2 separate regions of the Homo sapiens genome follow, and region 2 is linked to region 1. The links are chromatin loops, found by intact Hi-C in ENCODE. Cell type or tissue: GM12878. All regions are shown on one strand. Each heading gives the region's core, and the rest is flanking DNA. Links, peaks and the distances in the headings are about the cores only. Region 1 overlaps WDFY4 (WDFY family member 4). Region 2 has its middle 17 kb from the start of WDFY4.

What was found. A loop is a pair of places that touch in the nucleus more often than their neighbours do. Peaks named below come from ENCODE experiments on the same cell type or tissue, not always from the same donor. Only the 100,000 strongest peaks of a DNase experiment are listed, where the experiment ranks them.
Region 2: it touches region 1 in a loop (5-fold over the local background); 3 of 110 quality-filtered maps call a loop at or near these places.

The regions. Positions count from the first base shown.
Region 1 is chr10:48,754,815-48,763,147 of GRCh38, reverse strand. It overlaps WDFY4 (WDFY family member 4), which reads right to left. Exons shown (of 62, transcript NM_001394531.1): 13 at 2,708-2,801. Among named protein-coding and RNA genes, the nearest start is that of WDFY4, 74 kb to the right of the region's middle. In GM12878, for the core only: no CTCF peak of the experiment used is centred there; a DNase peak (open chromatin) is centred at 3,837; H3K27ac peaks cover 3,043 bases.
Region 2 is chr10:48,664,022-48,672,354 of GRCh38, reverse strand. No RefSeq gene overlaps it. Among named protein-coding and RNA genes, the nearest start is that of WDFY4, 17 kb to the left of the region's middle. RefSeq lists an enhancer at 3,786-3,905 and a silencer at 4,106-4,155. In GM12878, for the core only: no CTCF peak of the experiment used is centred there; DNase peaks (open chromatin) are centred at 641, 969 and 4,094; H3K4me3 peaks cover 1,764 bases; H3K27ac peaks cover 4,684 bases.

The DNA of each region.
Region 1 (8,333 bases), core at 173-8,172:
AATGTGTAATAGTCTCCATGTTGTCCCAGGTAGGTCCTGGCTTAAATACCAAGCCAGAGAATGTAAGATCCCAGACTCCAAGTAATTCACGGGCTACAAGATGGGATTTAGGGGTCAAATGTTTTTACCCATTTGTTAGATGAGTAAGGTAATGACAGCTGCTGATCTTTGAAGATATTTCCCCATAGGCATCTCTCACCTACACACACCTGTCACCCCTCACAGAAGAGGAGGCTTTTGTCCCCTCCCACTAAGTCTAAGCCGAGCCCCTGACTAACTTTGACCAAAGCTGGCTTTTCCTGGGCCTAAGTCCTTGGCAGGCCTGGCAGCTTCTGCTTTTGTGCCTGTGGGGGCCCGGAGCCACTGTGTGCCCTGCTAAAGAGCCTGCCTGGAGGGACACAGGCAGAGGCCAGATGGAGAGGGCTATGTAGAGGAGACCCCAGGATCCCACTGACAGCTTCAACCAAGGCCCCAGGTATGCCACTCAGCTAAGCCAGCTTAGGAACCCTTTGCCAGGGAGCCAGCCTTGCTGAGGTGCCACAGCTAAAGAGGTCATCCTGGGAGGTTCAACCCCACCAGCACCATGTGGAGCAGACAGGCCATGCCTGTTGTGCCCTTCTGAATCCCTGACCCACAGAACCATGAGAAATGACACGGATGTTTTTAACTTCCTATCCCAGTTTATACCAGCCTACCCCTTTCCCAAATCTCACTGTTATGTGTATCTCTGCCATTGGCTTCACAGCACTTTCCCATCACTCTCCAGCAGGGGAACAGGAGCAGGAACAAGAAGTCCATTCCCCAAAGAAGGGACATGGAGACATGAAACTGGGTCAGGCCTTTTCTTAACTCCTGCGCCAAACACTACAGATTTCCTTTCCTGGAAACAGTTGCTGTCCCAGAGCTTCTGCTCCGCCACTCCACTTTTCTCACTGATCTCAGAGGACTTGCAATATTTTTATGAGGCCACTGTCATTTTTAGGCTGTGACTAATAATGCCAACTAGTAGCAATTTCTTCCCCAAACATGTTGCCTCCGTCTGAACTCCTGGACAAAGCAAAGCTGGACTCCTCATTGCTTCCTGGGAGTGCCAGGTCCCTCTATTCATCCTCTGGAAGCCACTTCTATGTATAGGGAAGACCAGGAGTCCTGCCCCAAGGTAAGGCCACATTCAATACCAGGTTCACAACTGGGCATCCTTGAGAGTCATGTGCATTGTCTGAACTCACATTTCTCCATTGGTTAAAATACTGGCATTGATGCCCTCGACAAAACTGCAAGAGGAATAAATAAGCCAAGAAAGGGCCAAGCATCAGCCTGGGACAGAGTAGCTGCTCAAGCCAATGAATCCTCTTTCCTTGGCTGCTGATAAACCTAAACTGGTGCATTTCCCAGGCCTTCCTCAACTCTGCCCAGCTCTTTCTTGGAACTTCTAAGGTATTTGTTCTTTATCTTGAGACTGCTGACTCCAACTTCGTCTTGTTCTGTTACTCCATGCCCTCACCCATACCAGTTTTCCTTCCCACAATGAGGCTGTTAGTTCTGCCGGGACAGACACTTGAGAGTCGCCTTGGCTCTTTGTCTCTCCATTACCTGTAGCCTCCTCTTCCTGAAAGCCTGTGATTCTGCCTCTGGACAGGTCTCTTAATTCCTTTCTTCACACCTTCTCACAGACACCACCCTAATCCAGCTATCACCACACATCACATGGACCGCAGGCAGAGACTCCTAACTCTTGCCCCTTGCCTCTTCCTCTCAACCCTCATTCCCTGTCCATTCTCCACCAAGCAGCCAATGTAATGTTTTTCACGCAAAATCTGATCATGTCACCCTCCACTCACGTGAGAGAGGCTTCTTGTTATCATTTACATTGGCAAGGCTCCCAGAAGCCTGCATGCCCCATTATCCCCATCATCGCCTGACCAGGGAGCCCTTGCTCCTGGCCCTTCCAATTTGCTCCTCCCCTAGCCACCAACAGCAGGCCCCTTCCCACCCAGTTCACACTAGCTACTCACCCTTCAGGTCTCTGCTTACATGTCACCATCTAGAGACGGCTTCCCTGACCTCCAACCCTTTATCTAAATTAGATTTAATGAGATCTGTTCCTGCCTCCATTCTCATTCTTCTACCTCAGCACCCTGATTTTTCCCTGTAATATCACTCGTCACAATTCATAATTTCATATTCACTTGTGAGCTCATTTATTTAGTCTGTCTGCACTGTCACTACCTCCTCATCCCCATCATAGAGGCGGGCTCTGTGGACAGTGTCTATGCTCATCTTGCTAGCTGTGCATGAGCTGCACAGAGCACAGGGCCAGGATCTCAGCCAGCATCCAGGAGAGAGATGAACATGCCAGGGAGCAAAGGACTTCCCACCAACGCCAGGTGCTGAGCTTAACACCTGGGACTTGCCTTACTATGGTTCAATTATTTTCAGTTGTTTTTTTGTTTGGCTGTTGTTCTTAGAAGGTAGCTTTGTTAACAGAAGTGATCTGTTTTGGATGGCCTTGCAAGGGTGGGCACAACTCAGTCAAGTGTCCAGGACACCCTGGTACTTTCCCACTATAGGTGTTTCCCATGGGGAGCTCTGCTAACGCAGGGCACTGAAGACACGGACAAAAGGAAAAAAGCTGTCTTGGGTCAGAAGGCATTTGAGAGATCAGTCATGTGAAGATGACAAAACACACATATTCAACACCAGGTACCTGTGGGTGATCTTCATGGTACAACCGAGGCAGCAGCCTCACCATGATGCACACGACCCCGGGATGCATGATTGCAGCATCTCCCTCATCCATCCTGCAGAGAGAGGGAGAGCCAGACATGAGACACGGACCTTCCAGTTTCTTTCTATTTTCACTGAGCTTCCTGGATCTTTCTTTCTAAGACAGATCATGGTACACATCCTGTCTTATTACCTAGATGACATTGAACTACTCCATCGAGCCTAATTTCCTCCAACTCTAAAAGGCATTGACAGTACCACACTTTCCCCCTACAGTCATAGAAGAATGCTTTTGTGCTCCAAGGCACAGTGCCTGACCCATAGTTGATGCTCAGTGAAGTTAGTTCCCTGGTTTTCTTCCCTTCCCTCCAGATACGTTGGAGATTGAGAAGCTCTGGTTTCATATTGAACACACACACACACTCACTCACACACACACACACACAGGCTTCTGGGTCCCTTCAAAATGGTGTAAGCACACTCAGCTCTGTCCCACCCCCTGAATACCGAATGCAACTAAAACACTTAGAACTCATGGAGCAGCTCTTGGAGGACTCTGGAAAGTAAATGGTAGCCGAGAAGGAAACCAAACTCAAGCACTATGAACTGGCAGTGAGCTTTCTGGGCTTCCCCTCTGCAGCATCCCCTGGTGTGAACTCACAGGTAGCCTAAAACTCGCAACTGTGCACAAGGTGTAGACATGATGGAAAGAGCTCCAAGAGAAGTCCTCTGTTTCTGGTCTGAGGAGCAGGAAAGGAGGTTTTACAGGTCACAGAGCATGGAGGAAATCCCCTGGGATTTTCTTTGTTTGGTTTCCCCATTCTTTCCCAACCCATCTTTCAGGCAATTCCCTCAGCATCAGCAACAGCAGCAGCAGCCAGGCAGACTCTAAAACTCTCAGTGAAGAGAAACTTTCTCTCTGACCAGAGGACCTGTAGTCCCAAGAGTGTAGGTAAAATTCCCATTGCTCTTTTCTCCTTTTCTCCCCTCACTGCATGGCCCCAGAGACAGATACCAGTGACACAGGGAAGAACAGAGAAACAAAAGCGCCAATTCTAGACAGAGCAGGAAGGGACCCCTTGGGAGCCAGCAAGTGTTAAGGAAAGGATGAAGAAGAGGAAGCTGAGGAAAATGTAACCACAAAGTTGTATATTAACCTCTGGGCTGAGTTCTGACTGTGTATGTGCATCTGACCCTAACTAGGAGGTAAACCACCACACACAACCAGTTACTGCATGAAGCAAGTGAGCGCACATCAAATCTCCCTGCAGTCTTTGAAAACTGAACTGATACTGGAACCAGAGAGTCCAGGGAAGATGGGCAGAAACTTGCAACCTGAACCTAAGTGGGCTAGTTCCCTACCTTAAGATATATATATATATATTCATTAACATTCTCTATAAGATGACAACAAAGACCAGAGTTCATAAGATAAGATTCAAAATGTCCAGAATACAACCTGAAATTGCTCAACATAGAATGAACCAGGGAAGTCTCAACATCTCATGTGGAAAAAGACAACCAACAAATGCCAATGCTGAGATGTCACAGATGTTGGAACTATCAGACGAAACCCTTAAAGCAGTTATTAACCCAATTCCAAGAAGTAAGAGTGAACATTTTTCAAATAAATGAAAAACAGAAAGTTTCAGTAAATAAATAGAAGCAATAAAAAAGAATCAAGTAAACACAACAACTGAAATTTGTTTAAACTCACTAAATGAGAACAATAGGAGAATGAGATGAGAGGAGAGTCCATGAACACGAAGATGGAGCAATACAAGTTGCCTAATCTGAACAACAAAAAGGAAAAAGATTACTAAAAATAAAGACAGACTCAAGGTCATGTGTAACAAAGGATCTAACATTTCTGTCATTAGAATCCTCCAAGGAGACGAGAAAGAGTATGGTATGAAAGAAAAAACGTTTGAGAAGTTTTTAGTACTTCTTTCTTCAAAGCTGGTGAAATACATAACCTTAAAGATTCAAGAAGCTTAGCAAAACCCAAATAAAATAAACAAAAAAAATTATGCCCAGACACAGCACAATCAAACTGCTGAACACTAAAGAAAATTTTAAAAATCTTGAAAGCAGCCAGAGAAAAACAACACATTACATTTAAGGGAACGACAATTTGAATAACCTTGGATTTTCTCATAAGAAAGCAGAAGTCATGGAAACAACATTTTTAAAGTGCTACAAAAATACACACAGAATTCCATATCCACATGCTTCCAGAATGAAGGCAAAATAAATGTGTTCCCAGATGAAGGAAGACAGATTCTTGCCATCAGACTTGTTCTAAGAATAATACTTTTAAAATTTCTTCAGATGGTAGGAAAATAATAACAAAATAATGAAAGGAAACTTCAGGGATGAAGAAAGAGCAACAGAAATGGTAAATATTTGGGTAAATATAATACACTATTATTGTTCTCTTCTTAAGTTCTTAAATTTAGGTATGATGGTTGAAAGTGACATTGTATTAGATGTAATACATAAGACAACCACAACAAAAATAGGGAAGGATAGAGGGAACGGCGTAGAGGTAAGCTTTCTATAATCCATTTGAAATAGTAAAATGTCAATTCTAAGTAGACTGTTAAAAGTTAATTAAGTATACTGCAGTCCCTATTGAAAGCACTAAAAAAAAAGGAGAGACAAAAAAGGAGAGTCAAAAAATTCAGTAGATAAACTCAAATTGAATACTAAAATATATTCAAATTGTCCACAAAAAGGCAGGCAAACAGAAGTAGAGGAACAAAAAAAGAGTAAAAAAAAAGAGAAAACAAACAATAAAATCCTGAACCTAAATTCAAACACATCAATAATTCAAACACATTAAAAACTGATAGACACTATTGTCAGAATGGAAAGAAATAAAAACAAAGCTATATGCCATCATTAAATATTGTGATATAGATAGGTTAAAAGTAACAGGATAGAAAAATTTATACCATCCTAACAGTAATCAAAAGAAAGCTGGTGTAATTCTACTCATATCAGGGAAAACAGACTTTAGAGCAAGGAAAATGACTCATAATAAACAGATTATATGATATGATGATTAAAAGAGACATAACAATTCAAAACGTGTTTGCACTTTACAACAGAGCATCACAATTCAGAAAGAAAAACTCATAGATCTGAAAGGACAAATGGCCAAATCCACAATTATAGTTAGAGAGTTCAACACTCCTCTCAGTAATTGTTCCTTCAAAGTCATAAACTACCTTCAAACGGTTTTCTTCGAAGCCACAAACTACCAAACTCAACAAGAAGAAATAAGTTGCCTAAATCATTTATAGCTATTACAAAAACCGAATATGTAGCTAAAAACCTGCCCACAAAGAAACCTTGAGGCTCAGTGTTTTCACCAGCAAATTCTACCATACATTTAAAAGAGAAATAACACCAGTTCTACACAGCTTCTTTCAAAAACACAAGAGAAGGGAACACTTCCCAATTCATTTTATAAAGCCAGAATTACCCTGATATTGAAAACAGAAAAACACAGTATAAAAAAACTACATTTCAGTATACCTAATGAACATAGGTGCAAAAATCCTCAACAATCAGCAAATAATACCTAGCTACATATAAAATAACGAGGGTACTATGGCCAATTGGACTACCCGTAAATGCAAGGCAAGTTTAATATTCAAAAATCAGTCAACATGATCCATATTAATAAAATCACATGATAATATCATTTAATGCATAAAAAGCATTTGAAAGATTAAAAATCTGCTCATGATAAAAAGAAATTCTCAGTAAATTCAAAGGAATTGTTTATAACCTAACAATGGGCATCTACAAATTCCCATAGCTGATGTTATATTCAATGGCAAAGACTGAAGACTTTCTCCCTAAGATTAAGAACAAGCAAGGATCTCTCCATTGCTATTGGATGTAATACTGGAACATATGGATTGGAAAGGAAGACCAAAAACTGGCACTAGTCACAGACGATGAGATTGTCTTCATAGAAAATCCCAAGGAATCCATAAAAAAAAAAACTTCTAGAACTAATAATTAAATTTAGCAGTCTCAGAATAATAGTCGACATACAAAAGTTAACCATATTCCTAAATACTAGAATTGAAAAATTAGAAACCAAAAAATTTTAAATACCCTTTGGAAGTGTGTTCAACAAAAGACTCTGGTATAAATCTAAGAAAACATGTGCAGGCCCTACACTGAATATGACAGACTTTGATGAAAGAATCAAAGACCTAAATAAACAGAAAAGCACACTATGTTTATGGGTTGGAAGATTTACTATAGTTAAATTGTCAATTCTCTCCAAATTGATCTATAGATCTAATGCAATTCCAATAAAAATCCCAGCAGGAATTTTTGTAGATATAGGCAAGCTGATCATTAACATTTATATGGTATCAGAAAGGAACACTTCCCAATTCATTTTACAAAGTCAGAATTACCCTGATATTGAAAACAGAAAAACACAGTATAAAAAAACTGCATGTCAGTATCCCTAATGAACATAGGTGCAAAAATCCTCAACAATCAGCAAACAATACCTACCTATATATAAAATAACGAGGTTCCATCAGGACAGCCAAAGGTAAAGGAACTGAAATCACCAAAGCAAATTTGAGAAGGAAGAATATCTTTGGAGAGCTTGCATTTGATATCTTACAAAGCCACAGTAATCAAGACAATATTGGTGAAAAGCTAGACACATAAGTCAATGAAATCAAATAGTGTCCAAAGACATATATAAATATGGCTAAGCAGTTTTTACAAAGTTATAAAGACAATTCAATGGAAAAAAAGATAATATTTTCAACTAATGGCATTGGAAGAATTGGACATTCATAAGCAAAAACAAACAAACAAAAAATGAATCTCAATCTAAACTTCACACATGGTACAAAAAGTAGCTCAAAACAGATTACAGACCTGTAAAACTTTTAGAAGAAAACATAGGAGAAAATCTTCATGGCCGTCAGGCAAAGAGATCTTAGATATGACATAAAAGTGCAATACATAAAAGTAAAAACAAATGATGATTTGGACTTCATCAAAATTTAAAACCTTCAATCTGTGGAAGACCCTATTTAAAGATGAATAGATAAGCTATAGGCTGGGAGGAAACATTTGCATCCCTACAATGGAAAACTACTCAGCAACAGAAATGTATGAACTACTGATACACACAAAATGAGTGAATCTGAAAGGCCTTATGCTGAGCGAAAGAAGCCAGGCTCAAAAGATTACACATGTATGCTTCCATGTATATGGTATTCTGGAAAGACAAAACTATAAGGAAAGATCCACGGTTGCGAGGATAGGGTGGAGAAAAGGTTTTACTATGTGGGGCAATATCTGGGAGCTATTTGAGGTGATGAGACTGTTCTGTTTCTTGATTGTGGTGGTAGTCGTGTGACTCTACACATGAATTAAAACCCATAGAACTGTAGGCCAAAAAAAGAGACTTTTACTTCATGTGAATTGAAATAATAATAATAAACTACAGGCTAATCCCAAATTACCAACACCCAGTTTTCCAACACCCTGCCCATGTTGCTGCTGTCATATGCAAAGTGAGATTGTTTTTAGTCCTCAGAGTAGCTAAGGTG
Region 2 (8,333 bases), core at 223-8,222, 91 kb after region 1:
CCCAAGTGCCGTGGGGTGGGATCTGGCCGGTGATGGTGATCAGGTGACTGGGTCAGTGGGGGTCAGCCCCCTAGTCAGAGCAATCGCCCAAGGCCAGGACTCCAGCTCCCAGTGAACAAACCTGGCTGTTCCCGCCACAACCAGGGAGGCACCTGGGAGAGGCCCTGCGCGGGGCAGCCTAGACGGGTCTCAGCCAGGGACAGGAGCCAGACGCTCCTGCCCCTAAGAGGGCCCCTTACAGCGGGTCATTGAGAGACTGCCCAGGGACACACAGGAGGGGGCACGCTGAGTGAGAAGACGCCAAGGGGACTATGGGCCACGCTCTCTGGGCCTGGGAGGCTGGGGCTGGTGGGGACAGAGTGCTGCGTGAGGTCGAGGTTGGCAGCCCCCTGGGAGCAGCGCGGGAAGAGGGGGTGGGGGCTTCGCTCGTGGACCTGCGAGCTTGGGCAAGGTTTGACACTTTTCCGTGGAGGAGCTTCCCTCCCGGCTCCTGCAGAGATAAATACAGGAAAGGCCTGCCTCCCTTCCTCTGGTGCAGATCCCTCGCCTGGTCTTCTCTGCTGCTTTACAGCCCCTCCCGACAGCAGCTTTTGTCAGAGGGGAAGCCCGGGCCCTGCAGGTGGGGCCGGCTCCGCGCTCCAGTGGCTGCCTCGCCCGAGCCCCTGCGGCCTCCGCTGACGCCCAACCTCGAACACGCCCCGCCAGAGCCTGTGCCCTGTGCCGTGGGCTTGGCCTCAGCCTCCACGGTGGAGAGGAGCCTTGGGGACCCTGCCCCAGGGCACCGTTCCCAGGCGGAAGGGACAGGTCCTGGTCCCGCCACCCGTTGCTGGAGCGGGGGCAAGAGGGAAAATCTTTGGAGTCATACCAGTGATCTCGGGGGCACGGAGGCTCTGTTCCCTCATCAGAAAATGAAGATCACAGCTGTTTCACAGATTTTGTTTTCATGAGAATTCAATAGAATAAGGGTGTGAAGCTGGTAGACCTGGAACAGCCCCCTTCCCGCCAGGGCCCTGCCTGAGGGCACGTCAGTGACTGCACAGTGCATTTACAGGGCCTCTAGGGCCAGAAGAGAGGGGAAGCCTTCCCTGCCCCTGCCCTGCCCTCAGTCACTGGGGAACAAAATACCCTCTCAGACAGCAATTCCTCCTTTTTGAAAGGGATTATGAGACAAGATGGGAACATTAGACATTGACTTCTTTTTGTCGGGGGAACACCACATTTTCTGGGGGAGGATACACTGGGGATATTGGATTCTCTGTCTTGATTCTCTGCTGCAGGAGAGAAGGAACCTGCCAGTGTAAGCCACTAAACTGCAGGACTCTGAGCAGGGCACTGAACTTCCTGAAGCCTTTTTTGTTTGTTTGTTTGTTTATACATGTGAGGTAATGAGAATTGAAAAATAAGAATGTACCATATGGCAAAGTGCAATGTTTAGCACTTTGTGAATTACTGTGATGTAGACAGGCACAAAATGTGGCAGCTCTCCAGTGTAACAGGAGAATTCTGCTCCCCCCCCAACCCCCCCACCCCACCCCCACCCCCCGCTGGTGGAGGGGAAGGTGAAGGGCCATGAGAACTGGACACAGGAATTAAGTGTGACTTCAGGCCTTCTGGGATGTTTCTACATATAGTGGAAATCAAAATATACTGTAAAAGGGATTACTGCAAAGTAAATAAGGTCCAGGCTGGAGGAAGCAGAAGTTGCATTTTTAATAGTAGATATTGGTTTCTTTTTACTTATAAAATAATACTTGCACCTGGAAAACAAAAGTCAGTTTATAAGAACATAAAAAGAAGTTTCCCTTTTGCCCCTGACCATTTTCCATTTGCCCAAATAATCACCAAGAGTAGTTGTTTTTAGATATTCTGATCTTCATTATAACTTCAACTAATAAACTTCTTTAGGATTTATGAATTTTTGACAATATCTTTGGGCCTTCAGACATAAAAAATAAGAAAATTAGAGTGCTTACACTATCTCCTTCTTACTCTCTTCTACTCCTGATTTGTAATTATATTTTTATTTTATCCTTCTAAATGTTGCCTTTTCAACTCTGTTCATTATATTTTACATACCTTTCAATAATTTCCTTCATGACCTTAAATAGTATATTCACTTTTTTATGTATCAAATTAAGATGGCATTCACAACTATGAAAGACAAGAATAGAGGTTGAGTATCCCTAATCCAAAATGAAAATCTGAAATGCTCCAAAATCTGAAACTTTTTGAGCCCTGAGATAATATTCACATGAAAAGCTCATTGGGCTGTGTCAGATTTCAGATTCTCAGATTAGGGATGCTCAACCAGTAAGCATGGTGCAAATATCCCCAAATCTAAAACAATCAAAAATCCAAAACATTTCTCGTTCCAAGCATTTTGTTTTGTTTAATTTTCTTTGTTTTTAATTTTTGGGTGTACATAGTAGGTATATATACTTATGGGGTACACGAGATGTTTTGATACAGGAATGCAATGTGAAATAATCACATCATGGAGAATGGGGTACCCATCCCCTCAAGCATTTATCCTTTGTGTTACAAACCCAAGCGTTTTGGATAAAGGACATTCAATCTGTACTGATGTAGTTATTCTTCCTCCCTTGCTCCTCCCCATCTTTTGTTTTCTATATTATTATTTTTATATCATCATGGTTTAAAATATTTGTATTAGCTAACTAAAAGTGTCTTACTTGCTTTGTTTATAGGTCAACTCTAAAAACTAGAAAGCAAATATATAGCATTGACAATATTGTGATTTCAAAGATAATATTCACAGTAGAATTGAAATTCTATGTGGTTGATCCAGAAAGAAGAAAGATACTTCTGTGCCATTAAAACTAAAATTAAATTATATAAACATATAATTTAATAACTTATGTTATTATACAAAGGTAATTAATACTCAAAATGCACCACTCTATTACATTTTGCTGTTACCTAAATAGGCGAGGCACGCCTGTAGTTCTGAGTGGTGGAAACCCTCTATCCTGGTGGCTACTGCATGTTCCTTCCCAACTCTGCATGTAGGGATGTCATGTTGGTAGCTTCCAATTGTCCACAGAGGGAGAATTTACACCATGGAAATTGGAAAACCCTACAAACAAGGGCTTGGTTTATTGTTTTGTTCGTTAGACTTCAGAAAAGGGAGGTTAATAATGTAGATTAAACTTAAATTGTGCTATGTCTATAGCCCTTGCATTGTGAATAGTGCAAAGATTGAGATAATATTTTTCCCATATTTGAAAACTATTATCCAAGTAAACAAAGTCACTCACACCCGTTGACAAATGAGTGAAGTTCCAATATAAGCTAGTGCTGAATCTGAAAGTGGCTGCAGGATAATCAATATAGTTTGTATGGGAAGGAGACATCACTTAGCAGCAGATTACACATCAGATTTCATGACTATAAATGTATTAGATAAAGTGCTGTGGATTGGAATGCAACTCCATTTGTCAAATAATGGTTAAATTGAGACCATAGATTGGCTAGGGATACCAATGTTTGGCAAAAATCAGTGAAAGCATTCTGTTAGAATCAATCAACTATAAGGAATTTACAACATAGAGTATTGCCTGTTTTATTATTATTATTTGTAAAGTGTTCATTACACATCCTTTATAGCAGTAAAATTTATAACAATCATAAATATGTATATATATATATATATTTATATTCTTTTTTTTAGGGGTGGGTTAAGCATTTACCAGCACACCACTATATCAGAGGTTTGTCTGATCTTACCACTACCTCACATAAGAGAGTAGGAGGAAATGAAGAGGAATGCTTCTTCCTCCCTGGCTCTGGGGCCAATAGGGTCCCAGGGGTTTTCAGACTCATTGGTAACATAAGAAGGACTCATCACCAGAGAAGCAGGGTGAGAAGCAGCTGGTAGGGCAGGTTATTTCCAGAGCCTCTGCATCTATAAATAGGGGTTGTAGGACCCTCCCTGCCTGCCCTCATGAGCAGTTGCGACATTTGGGATGACATCAGGCCCAGGGAAGGCAAAACAGTGGCAATATTTGCTTCTTAAGGAGGAGTCCCCATCCCCACCACCAAATACCAAGAAGACGTGTGGCTCAAATGACCCATGCCACCCACCCGCAGCAGGGCCTACCAAAAGCTAGCCCAATTCTGAGGTATGGGGAAGGGCAGGGAGGTGAAGCCACTTCTGCTTTTTGCCCTCGTCTGCTGAAGGACCAGCCCAGGGGGCACATTTGAATTCTCAAACCTTAGCCGCAGATTCACTTCAAGTTTTGAGAAGAAATTCACGGGCAGTTTCATTATAACTGGCTGGGTCCTCTGCAGAAGTGCCTCTCTGTGCTTCCGGAGAAACTGTGAAATGTGGGGATAATTGCTGTAAATATTGATGGGCGTAACTTTGTCACCCACCAAGATCAATTGCCTTTTGCTTCCAGAAATTTCTTGTGAAAAACCCCAAAATTAAAATATTTGTTATTTACCCTTCTGTGAATTTATCCTAAGAAAATGATCCAACATTGAGAAGGCTTCTTATACATTTGCTTCAAACCTTTTTTTTTTTTTTTTTTTGAGGCGGAGTCTTGCTCTGTCGCCCAGGCTGGAGTGCAGGGCGCGATCTCGGCTTACTGCAAGCTCTGCCTCCAGGGTTCATGCCATTCTCCTGCCTCAGCCTCCCAAGTAGCTGGGACTACAGGTACCCACCTCCCCGCCTGGTTAATTTTTTGTATTTTTAGTAGAGACGGGGTTTCACGGTGTTAGCCAGGACGGTCTTGATCTCCTGACCTGGCCATCTGCCCGCCTCGGTCTCCCAAAGTGCTGGGATTACATGAGTGAGCCACCACACCCGGCCTTCAAACCATTTTTTAAATGATAGAAGAATATGGGCCCATAAATAAACACAAAAGTAACTCCTCATGTGGAAAAGTGCTCTCTGCATATTGGAAATAATCTGAAGTGTTCAATCTTAGACTTTAAAGTAACATGGTATACAGTGAGTAATATGCTGTTTCAGACATCATTTTTAATACCGTAAGGATATGCTTAATTTATAATGTTAAGTTAGAAAGCAGGTGAGCAGTCTGGCTGCAGGCACCGGCTCTGGGGTTGAAGTGCCTGGGTGGGAGTCCTGCCTCTGTGCCTTACTGGCTGCCTGACCTTCAGTTCTGTAAGCCTCGGCTTCCTCATCTATCCAATGGGTACTACAGCAGTAGCCTTCTTTCTGAGTGGTTTCAAGGGAAGCAGTGGAATGGCTCCCAGCACCCAGCACATAGTGAGTCTTCAACATTATTTATAACCAGCTTTGTCACTGCATCCATGGCAAATCAATCCACTGACAAAACGCTGGAGAGAAATGCTACAAACTGCCCAGTCTTAGTATCTGAAGCAGTTAAAATAATACAGGGAAGAGATCTTACTGTGTGGAAATCTCATGAAATGAACAGCATACTCACTGCTAAAGGAGACTTGTGGCTGTCAGCTAACCATTTACTTAAATATCAGGCTCTATTACTTGAAGGGCCAGTGCTGCAACTGCGCACTTGTGCAACTCTTAATCCAGCCACATATGTCCCAGACAATGAAGAAAAGATAGAACATAACTGTCAACAAGTAATCGCTCAAACCTATGCCACTTGAGGGGACCTTTTAGAGGTTCCCTTGACTGATCCCAACCTCAACTTGTATACTGGTGGAAGTCCCTTTGTAGAAAAAGGACTTTGAAAAGCAGGGGTTGCAGTGGTCAGTAATAAAGGAATACTTGAAAGTAATCCCCTCACTCCAGGAACTAGTGCTCAGCTGGCAGAACTAATAACCCTCACTCGGGCACTAGAATTAGGAGAAGGGAAAAGGGTAAATATATATACAGACTCTAAGTCTGCTTACCTAGTCCTCCATGCCCATGCAGCAATATGGAGAGAAAGGGAATTCCTAATTTCCGAGGGAACACCTATAGAACATCAGGAAGCCATTAGGAGATTACTATTGGCTATACAGAAACCTAAAGAGGTGGCAGTCTTACACTGTTGGGGTCACCAGAAAGGAAAGGAAAGGGAAATAGAAAGGAACCGCCAAGCGGATCTTAAAGTCAAAAGAGCCGCAAGGCAGGACCCTCCATTAGAAATGCTTATGGAAGGGCCCCTAGTACAGGGTAATCCCCTCCGGGAAACCAAGCCCCAGTATTCAGCAGGAAAAATAGAATAAGGAACCTCACAAGGACATACTTTCCTCCCCTCCAGATGGCTAGCCACTGAAGAAGGAAAAATACTTTTGCCTGGAGCTAACCAATAAAATTACTTAAAAGCCTTCACCAAACCTTCCACTTAGGCATCGATAGCACCCATCAGATGGCCAAATTATTATTTACTGAACCAGGCCTTTTCAAAACTATCAAGCAGATAGTCAGGGCCTGTGAAGTGTGCCAAAGAAGTAATCCCCTGCACTGCAGGCCATACATTTCAATCCCTGTATCTTTAACCGCCTTGTTAAGTTTGTGTCTTCCAGAATTAAAACTGTAAAACTACAAATCGTTCTTCAAATGGAACCCCAGATGCAGTCCATGTCTAAGATCTCCCGCGGACCCCTAGACTGGCCTGCTAGCCCATGCTCTGGTGTTAATGACATCGAAGTCACTCCTCCTGAGGAAATCTCAACTGCACAACCCCTACTATGCCCCAGTTCAGCAGGAAGCAGTTAGAGTGGTCATCAGCCAACCTCACCAACAGCACTTGGGTTTTCCTGTTGAGAGAGGGGACTGAGAGACAGGACTAGCTGGATTTCCTAGGCCGATTAAGAATCCCTAAACCTAGCTGGGAAGGTGACCGCATCCACCTTTAAACACGGGGCTTGCAACTTAGCTCACACCCAACCAATCAGAGAGCTCACTAAAATGCTAATTAGGCAAAAACAGGAGGTAAAGAAATAGCCAATCATCTATTGCCTGAGAGCACAGTGGGAGGGACAAGGATTGCAATATAAACCCAGGCATTCGAGCCAGCAACGGCAACCGCCTTTGGGTCCCTTCCCTTTGTATGGGAGCTCTGTTTTCACTCTATTTCACTCTATTAAATCTTGCAACTGAAAAAAAAAAAAAAACTGCCCCCAGTAGTTGTTGCTGGGTGGTGGCACTGGGGGAGATTTCAGTCCTTGATCCTGCCTTTGTGGGATAGGATTCTCCCTCCCTCCTAGTCCTCTACAGTCCCCTACACTTTTCCTATTGCTCATCCATTCTGCAAATTGCTCTGTTATAATTTCCTCCTTGCCATTTTGATTAGTGAGCTCTTGAGTCAGGGAATTTTTCTTGTTTATCTCCATAGCCATAGCCCCTAGTACAGACCTAAGAAATAGTAGGTGCTCAATCAAACATTTAACAGTCAAGTTTTCCCAAGCTTTATTGAGGAGTGTTTCAGATATCTGCTGCTACATAACAAAATATGGTGGTTTGAAATAACAACTACTTATTATTTCTCACAATTCTGTGGGACAGGAAGCAGGCAGGGCTTGGCTGGGGGGTTCTTCTGCTCCACACAGCATGGACTGAGAGCCACCTGGCTGCATTCACTAGGGGGCTGGGAGCTCGAATATCCAAGGGAAGCTTTATTCACAAGACTGGTGCCTCAGTGCTCTTCCTTTGCAGACTCTCTTTCCCTCCATGCCCTCTCATCATTCGTTAGACAGTGCAAATCTTATAAAATATGACAGCTTGGCTTCCAGAGAGAAAGACAGTGAAGCTTCCAGGCTTCTTAGGGTCTACATGCAGAACTACTGTAGCATCATTTCCACCTCTTGGCAGGAGGAAGGGCATGAGCACACTGACAGGGAAGGGATTTGGAGGGCCATCTCTAAAGAAACTAATGCTTGATAAATTTTTTAAAAAACAAGAAGAAAGCATTTTCCAAAAGTAACACTAGGATAAGCTGGTCTGGAAGCAGCATTGGTTGAAGTCTTTGCCCTTGCATTTCAGAGTGGCACGGAGTCCAAGGCATAACTGCAGTAGCAGATCCCTGGCCCAGGAGCAGCAAACCCAGAAGTCTCCCTGCAGCGAGGTTGTGCTCTACTTCACAGGGAGAGACCACAGAGCTGGGCTCCCAGTGGACCCACAGAGAATCCTGTGCAGCTCATTTCCCCAAAAGCTTCTGAGCCCCAGCATCTGTGTGCTATTCCTGAGTGGAAAGACCAAGGTGAGCAAGGCAGCCTCCATATGCTCTGACAGCTCAGCCTGCTGGAGGGTAAGGTGTAAACCTGGTGACACATGGCCATGGAGTCAGCAGTGACTTCATACCCACATAAGAACTAAGATGCTACCTGTCCAGGAAACCAAGGAGGGCCCTATCTTGGACTCTACACTTTGAGGG